Regions from separate parts of the Homo sapiens genome. Here region 2 is linked to region 1. The links are chromatin contacts, found by Hi-C in ENCODE. All regions are on one chromosome and are shown on one strand. Each heading gives the region's core, a stretch centred on a gene start or an enhancer-like site at or near the end of the contact. The rest is flanking DNA. Distances are from core to core; before and after follow the strand shown. Region 1 has its middle 28 kb from the start of MIR7702. Region 2 overlaps MUSK (muscle associated receptor tyrosine kinase).

The links. Hi-C counts contacts between places; a loop is a spot of excess contacts on that map. Pooled maps may share reads with other maps.
Region 2: a loop to region 1 is called in a map of cardiac septum, with 5 times the contacts of the local background. The contact joins two enhancer-like sites. A Hi-C loop is called at or near these places in 3 of 168 maps with a recorded cell type or tissue (cardiac septum, dorsolateral prefrontal cortex and posterior cingulate gyrus) and 5 of 50 pooled maps.

What each region holds. Positions count from the first base shown.
Region 1 is chr9:111,296,894-111,300,756 of GRCh38, reverse strand. No RefSeq gene overlaps it. Among named protein-coding and RNA genes, the nearest start is that of MIR7702, 28 kb to the right of the region's middle. Within about 2 kb of position 1,781, at least 12 of the 41 ENCODE cell types and tissues checked have a DNase peak (open chromatin) inside an H3K27ac peak, as active enhancers do.
Region 2 is chr9:110,775,208-110,779,070 of GRCh38, reverse strand. MUSK (muscle associated receptor tyrosine kinase) reads right to left here. Exons shown (of 15, transcript NM_005592.4): 10 at 3,108-3,283; 11 at 2,416-2,439. The region is part of intron 2 of LOC107987115 (a long non-coding RNA gene); the gene reads left to right. Among named protein-coding and RNA genes, the nearest start is that of MUSK, 110 kb to the right of the region's middle. Within about 2 kb of position 1,715, at least 2 of the 41 ENCODE cell types and tissues checked have a DNase peak (open chromatin) inside an H3K27ac peak, as active enhancers do.

The DNA of each region.
Region 1 (3,863 bases), core at 532-3,031:
CGAGATAAAAGTCCTCTTTAAAATAGTGAAGGGAATGTTGAGAACATGAGGATTCAAACAAAGAGGGGATAAGTAGTCTACATAAACTCTTGGTGAAACAAGAGAAAAATGAAGATATGAGAGCCAATATGCATGATAGATGCTCCATCTTGGGACATCAATTGGGTCCAGTAAGGAGAAATTCTTTAAAGCATGACACACTCCAGGGTTGTTAGGCGGAGTCTTTGGCTTGCTGAGTACCTTCTTGTCTGGCTTCATAGCATTCCTTTTTATGATTCCAAAGTATTGTAATTCTCAGGGATCAGAAACTTCTGGAAAGAGCCATGGTTATTTAAGCAAAGAAGATTAATTTCCAGCTTCCCAAGCTTTGGCGGAACAAAAGCACAAATTATTCCATAGAAAACTGAGGAGCCCTGGTGGCCAGAGGTCATCAGTGCTAGCGGGTGGTCAAGAAGAACTTTACAAGGAAACAACAGCCCTGGGTATTGGCTCAGAGAATAATACCGTATTACTATCACCCAAGTTCTTGCTATTCCTTCTAGCTGGTATGCTTTGGTGGCAATCCATTCTCTTCCTCCTTCTCTCTCTCTTTCTTTCAAAATGTGCATTGGTACTTTTCACTGTCTCCATACACCTTGATGCCATTGCCTCCCACTTGAATGTGATCTTTTTGTTTATTTTTATTTTTTAAAAATTTTACTTTACGTTCTGGGATACATGTGCAGAACGTGCAGGTTTGTTACATAGATATACATGTGCCGTGGTGGTTTGCTGTGCCTATCAACCCGTCATCTAGGTTTTAAGCCCCGCATGCATTAGGTATTTGTCCTAATGCTCTCCCTTCCCTTGCCCTCCACCCACTGAGAGGCCCCGGTGTGTGGTGTTCCCCTCCCTGTGTCCATGTGTTCTCATTGTTCAACTCCCACTTATGAGTGAGAACATGCGGTGTTTGGTTGTCTGCTCCTGTGTTAGTTTGCTGAGAATGATGGCTTCCAGCTTTATCCGTGTCACTGCAAAGGACATGAACTTTCTTTTTTATGGCTGCAGAATGTGATCTTTTTAATGCCCTATTATTAGTTGAAAATAATATATGTATCTTGATAAAGTAAATAGGTTTACCCCAAAAGACAAATTCCTTGATAGTTTAAAAGGATATAAATTCGTCAATGTCTTCTAATGTACTTTTCTCCAGCCTGTTATCTTTTGAACTTACACTAGGGGGCACTGTTGAGTTATAAACGCTCTCAACACTGTTTGCCTGTTTTATATTAATGCTGAACTTGCAACTCCTTTCATTTATGTCAGTATTTCACCTTCCGTACTAACAGTAGGATATGAAAAAGACGTGTGGATTTGCTTCCAGCACAGAAAAAAATAATGATGACTTAGAACAGTGCTTGTTGGAAGGTGGGGAAAGAAAAAAAAATGCATATTTGTGAAGGAGTGCTAATTTTTTTTTCTTTTGGCATTTTTGGATTATAAATTCACATTAGTGATACAGCCAATATACAAACCACAGTTGTAGCAACCAGAGAAAGAAACAGGATATGACCCCTTTTGTAAGATGCTCATAATATTCCCAAGGAGGCAGGAGAAAACTCCATTCATCTGTAGTTTATTCAGAATGTTCTTTTCTGTTGCTTGTCATTTTGGAATGGATTTAACTGTTGCTAAAAAGTTACAGGAACAACAGCCTCATAGCTAGAAATCATCTGTTTCTTTACAAAACAAGTTCATCTCAGATCAGCCACATGACTTGCCCCAGCAGTGCCCAGCCCTCTGACCCGAGTCTTGCTGGAACAGCATCTCTTTTGGGACTGAGAAAGAATTTACGTTCTAAGTTCTTCCTGCTATTTCCAAGTTTGGTGCCTGCTGTGATGGAGAGTTCTTTTTCCTTTAAACCAGATACTGAAAAGTAAACCTAAAAACCCAAATCCATTCAACAGAGAATTAAATGTGCAGATTTGGGATAAAATAAGCCACAAATATTTGACCACTATCATGATATACCAGTGCAAAAATTTACAAAAATTGGCCAGGATGATTGAGTTTTCTCAGTAGTAAAGCTAACGTAGCATCTAAACTGTTTGCAATATTATTTAAGCTGAACTTCAAAAGATTCTTACATTAATTTTTGACCTTTTGTATTAAGAGTCAGATCTAAGTCTGTTTTATTATCTATACTTAATATAATTATTATCATTTTACAAATATTTTAGAAATGATATGCCCTCATTAACTTCCATTAAAAACCATTTATTAAAAACACACATTTGTTTATGTAGTCGCTATGCACAACCCGTTTTTTGTGATTCTTGTTGACCCCATGTCCACTCTCCACTAGGCACCAAATATACCCAGGTTTGCATCCCAGCCCAGCGGGTGTATTTGATTCTCTGAGTCTCACATTAATGAGGATAATAATACCTTCATCATAGTGGCTTTGTACGAATTAAATGACGCATTAATGTAGAGTAGCCAAGTTGGCAAAGTATTCAATGGGATCTAGTGTGCTCCTTTTTGTATTCACTTAAGAACGGCAATGATGTAATATACAGAAACAATGGGTCCAATCTGCTGCATTGTTGTGTGTTCCCATATGATCCTAGAAAAGTATCACAAAGGCAAAAAAAAAAATTAGAAAGGGGGAATGCTTATTTCTTACATTATGATGTCAAAGAAAAAAACATATATGCTGTTTAAAACCTAGAATAAATTTGAACTATTTATAGAATAAATTTGAGCTATTTATACTCCTGAATATTTTAATCAGTTTTGTGAATAACTTTAGATCAAAGAAATGAATCAAATAATCAACAGAAATACAGTCTGCATTTTTTTAATGCTTCAAATTCATATTTAGAACATTTGAGTACTTCATACTTACATGAAGTACAGCCATTTTGGAAAACAGCGTGGAGGTTCCTCAAAAAACTAAAAATAGAATTGCCATGTGATCCAGCAATTCCACTTCTGAGTATATATCCAAAGGAAATGAAATCAGCATGTTGTAGACATAGCTACATTCCCGTGTTCATTGCAGCATCATTCACAATAGCCAAGGTATGGAAACAACCAAAGTGCCCACTAATGGATGAATGGATTAAAAAACTGTGGTATATGTATACAATGGAATACTATTTAGCCTTTAAAAAGCAGAAAATTCTGTCATTTGCAACAACATGGATGAACCTGGAGGGAATTATGCTAAGTAAAATAAGCCAGGCCCAGGGTGACAAATACCACATGATCTCACTTATATGTGGAGTTTTGAAAAAGTTGAACTTGTAGAAATAATGAGTAGAATGATAGTTACCAGAGGCTGGGAATTGGGGAGGTAGATAGGGAAAGAGGAGATATTGTCAAAAGACACAAAGTTTCGATTAGACAGGAGGAATAAGTTCTGGTGATCTATGCACAGCATGTTAACTATAGTTAGTAATAATGCACTGCATACTTTAAATAGCTAAAAGAGAGGACTTTAAATGTTCTGGCCACAAAAATGGCAAATATTTGAGGTGATGGATATGGTAAATAGCCTGTTAAGTGTAACAGTGTATACATGTATTGAAACATCACATCATACCCTGTAAATAGATACAATAAAAACAGGAAAAAAGATAGTTTACATTTCTAATTACATTAATTAATGCAAAGGAAAAGTTAAAGAAAGGCATTGTAATAAAAGTGCGTTTTCTTAATTTAAAAAATATGAAAAAATATAAAAAATAAATTTTGAAAAGGTAGTAGGGCTTGAGGTCCAAAGGGTACAAATGAATGTAGTATAAATGGATATAAAGAAAATAGTTTTTCTTTCTTCCTTGTACTCCACTATCCATTGTCCTTCCCAGAGGCAGCCTCTG
Region 2 (3,863 bases), core at 466-2,965, 520 kb after region 1:
CACACACACACAGAGACACTGACGCTTCATGATTTCATTCGTGGGCAAAATAGTAGCTGATCATTATGGAAAAATGGTCTGGGACACAAAGCATGTATTCATTTAAATGTTAACAAAAAGTCAAATCATCAAGTGGCCTGGGTGATTTAAAATTGTGAACAATAAAATTTTTATCAATTAGAGCTTCTTAAGAATAATCAATTATAACAAATGTGAAAAGGTAGTGGAATTTATTCAAGAATGAATCAGTTAAACAATCAGTTAAGCTTTATTACACATGAGGTCTTGGAATTTTTTAAGAAACATTAGTAATAACAGAAATGCATCAGGTATAACATTCTGGCTCTGAAGACAGAGCCAGAATCAGATAGATTTCAGTTCAAATTCTGGCTTATCACCTTACTAGATGGGTAAAATTGGACACATTGCTTAATCTCTCTTTCTCATGTTGGGTTGTAAGTAAAATGGAGGACGTTCATAGTACTTAATTTTGTAGAACTATTGGGAGTATTAAGAGAGATAATGTATGTATCACACTAGTCAGTTTGGATTTGGGTACATTCATTGGGTCCTTTATTCTCCATGTATATGTATAGAAAGAGCAAAGATGGAAGGAAAAAGAGAATTCAAGAGAAAAGTAATTATTTCAATGATTAAGACAAATTAACCTTTTCTCCACAGAAGCTCTGAAATAGAAGACAGATTCACTGCTGAGTGTTTCTGTAATAAAGTATGTGAAGTCTCACGGAAGAGAGGAATAGTGTAATCCTTGCTTACAAATAATGTAAATAGCACAAAGGCATTGCCTGCTCAAAAAGATGTTTCACTTCAGCCAAAGAAATTATAAAAAAGAAAAACTACTGAAATTCTAGTCCCTATGCTCAAGGAAGAAGAAAATAATGCAAAGATAAACAAATGATTAACAGCTCTTTTGTGACCCCTCCAAATGAGCTGGTGATATTCTTTAGAGTTTACTCAGAAATCAAGACACTCTTTGGAAAATACTTAAGGTCTTTACACACCCCTATAAAATATGGGACACTGCCTAATAAGGATGTTTTCTTTGCTCCACTATTGACCTGCTAAAGCCAACTCTTTTAATAATAATTGCCTTAACTCAAGGAGCATACTTTCAGATATTCCCTGCCCTACTTTCAGTTTAAATGGTTAGTTCATGACATTAGGAGCTCATTTTCTTACATGTATCGAAGATTTCATAAAGCTGTTTTTTAAAGACTAGAAAATTTATTATTGTAGCTAGTTTGTGCTGCTCAAAATTCCTTTATAATTAGTGTGAAAGGCAGAAATGTGGATGCTTTTTTGTGTATTGTTCCTGTCTAATTTAAGATGAATGGTCTGGTCCTTCCACACAGCAAACCCTCAATGAATGTTTGAATGGATGAGTGAGCAATCGATGGATAACAAAGAGCACAGTAATCAATTCAAAGTCCAATCAAAGTAAACTTTGGCTGCTCATATAACAAAGAATTGAAATTTTTTTTTATTCCTTCGATTTGGGAATAACAATTTGACAGGCTACCAGAATAATAGATTTTTAAGGTTTCCATAACTCTTCTTGTTTAATACCTCTGAGTAATTCAACTAGGACCAGTAGCATTCTTGCTTTTAATACTTTTAAGTGTTGGTCCTTTAAGCAAGCTGGTAAAATCAAGTCCTGGCACCTAGTCAAATGCAGAGGAGATTAGGGCTGGAATATGTATTACAGGAAGTAAGTGTGATTTAAGCCTTAGAACGCTGAGACCAGAGGAAGTTAGTTGACATGAAAAGCTTTTCTAATTTCATCCTGAGGATTTCTGCATTCTGACAGGTTAAAGCACTATCTGATACAAGTTATTTTGTACGACATCCCTTTTCAAGCAACCTTCTTGAATTCTTTCCCAGAGATTTTTGTGATGACCTTTTTAAAGCCATTTGATTTGATCCTATAAACTTTATACTGGAAATCAGCTGTCTTAAAAAAATACCTAACTTCCAAAAGAGGGATCTATTGTCACAAATGAAGATCATGAATTGGCTCAATGAAGAAATAAATGTTGGGTTTCATCTATACATAATTAGATTATACTGAATCAAGAATATAAAATCAAAAGGTGACATTTTAAATTTGGCTTACTTATAGCCATATAAGAAATAAAACAGACTAAAAACCTTGAGGTGGGAGATAGCATTTGTATGACTCACTAAATATGGTACTCTCTACGGTCTAATTAAAAGTTATAAACTGAGACCTTCCATGATTTTCCCTCATGTTATACCCTGGATGAGTATGGTGAGAAGACTTTGAGAGCGGCTGTACATTCTGTTCTGGGCATCAGGAAATATAAGTGTAAACACACATGCATGAATCCAATTACATACACATAAGGTTTCAAGGGCACAAACACAATTACTTACTTTTTAGGTTTTCTTTGTTATAATCTGAAGGGGAAAGGATAAAAATTTGTTTTAAGTGAGCATCCAGATATCTCACATATTCTGTGAGAGAGTGAGTGCTAAGAAATGCAAGTTCTCTCTCAGCTTTTTAATATACAACTGGAAAACATTCTTTGCATTCGAATGTGAAAGAATTGGGTCTTTGAAATTAAACCAGCTGTTAGGGATAACAACATAGTTCCTTACAAACAAAGTTCATTAAAGCAACATGAAGCAATTCAATTTTGTTTTGTGAGATCAGCATTTTCAAACATGTGTCTTATTTTAGCATGCTTTCTTGGCTAAGAAAAAGGACTTTATTCCTTTATTCCACTCTGCTGACAAAATATAAGATGTTTCTTAGCCATTTTTCTACACACTCCAGAAAATGTTACAAGCTCTCATAAGATTCCCTATGAAAGAATCTAAAATGTCAAGCAGTAATTAAAAGTGCTGTTTCATTTATTTTAGAGCAAATGAAATAAATCTTTACGCTAATCTGTACAATTAGGATAGCATTAGGATTCCGCTAGTAGGTATCTAAGGAAGGCAGAACTCAAAAAAAAAAAATTAGAAATGCCTAGAAATATTAGAAGCTTTAAGTTCACACCTTAGTTTCTTCAAAATAGTAAATTTCTCTTAACCTCCAAAGTCTTGGGAGAACTCTGTGTTACCTAGATGTGGCAGTCTGGCACAGGCCGTGGGGTCCCAATGCATGCTGGGAAGCTTGCTGCATTCTGGCACGGACAGCAAATGCATCTCGGATCTGTAGAGTCCTCTGTGGGTCTTCTCTTCCATTACCAGCCATTCTTTTGCGCAGAAGAGCTCCTTTACTGCCAAGCAGTACTCTCTAAAATAGTATATGGAGAACAAAACTTGATGAATCATTACATGTTAAAGCAAATTTGTGGCAGAGCCTAAATTCTGTGTTTTCAAGACATCATCATGGTAAATTGTTCTTGAAAAAAGCGCGTTTATGAAAGAAACTTTTTACTGTAAATAATATGAGACCTCATGAAATCTAGTGTACTGTCCCGTGAGATGAAATGCTATCTCGTTTTGTTGTGAAACACAATTAATGCTAGTCTAAGGGAAAAAAACGTCAAATTTAAAACGTATTAGATTGGGAATCTCTGATATGTCTTCTCCCAACTTCATATTCAAATAACAACACAGGTAGAGGAAAAAGGTATACAGAGTTTAAAAAACACACCTACTGAAAGTCAGGATCATTGTCAACCAGTTTCCAGCTTGGAAGATTTTTCTATGATCTTGGGGCTAATGGGTAGGGCTCGAGGAACACAGTCTGGGCCTCTGTGTGCTTTGTCCTCTGAAACAGAACACCACCACCTCCCTGGCAGCTTATAGGAGGGCATCTGGGTCCTTACTCAGCCCTTACTTTGAGGCACGGAATCCTGTCCCATTGCTCT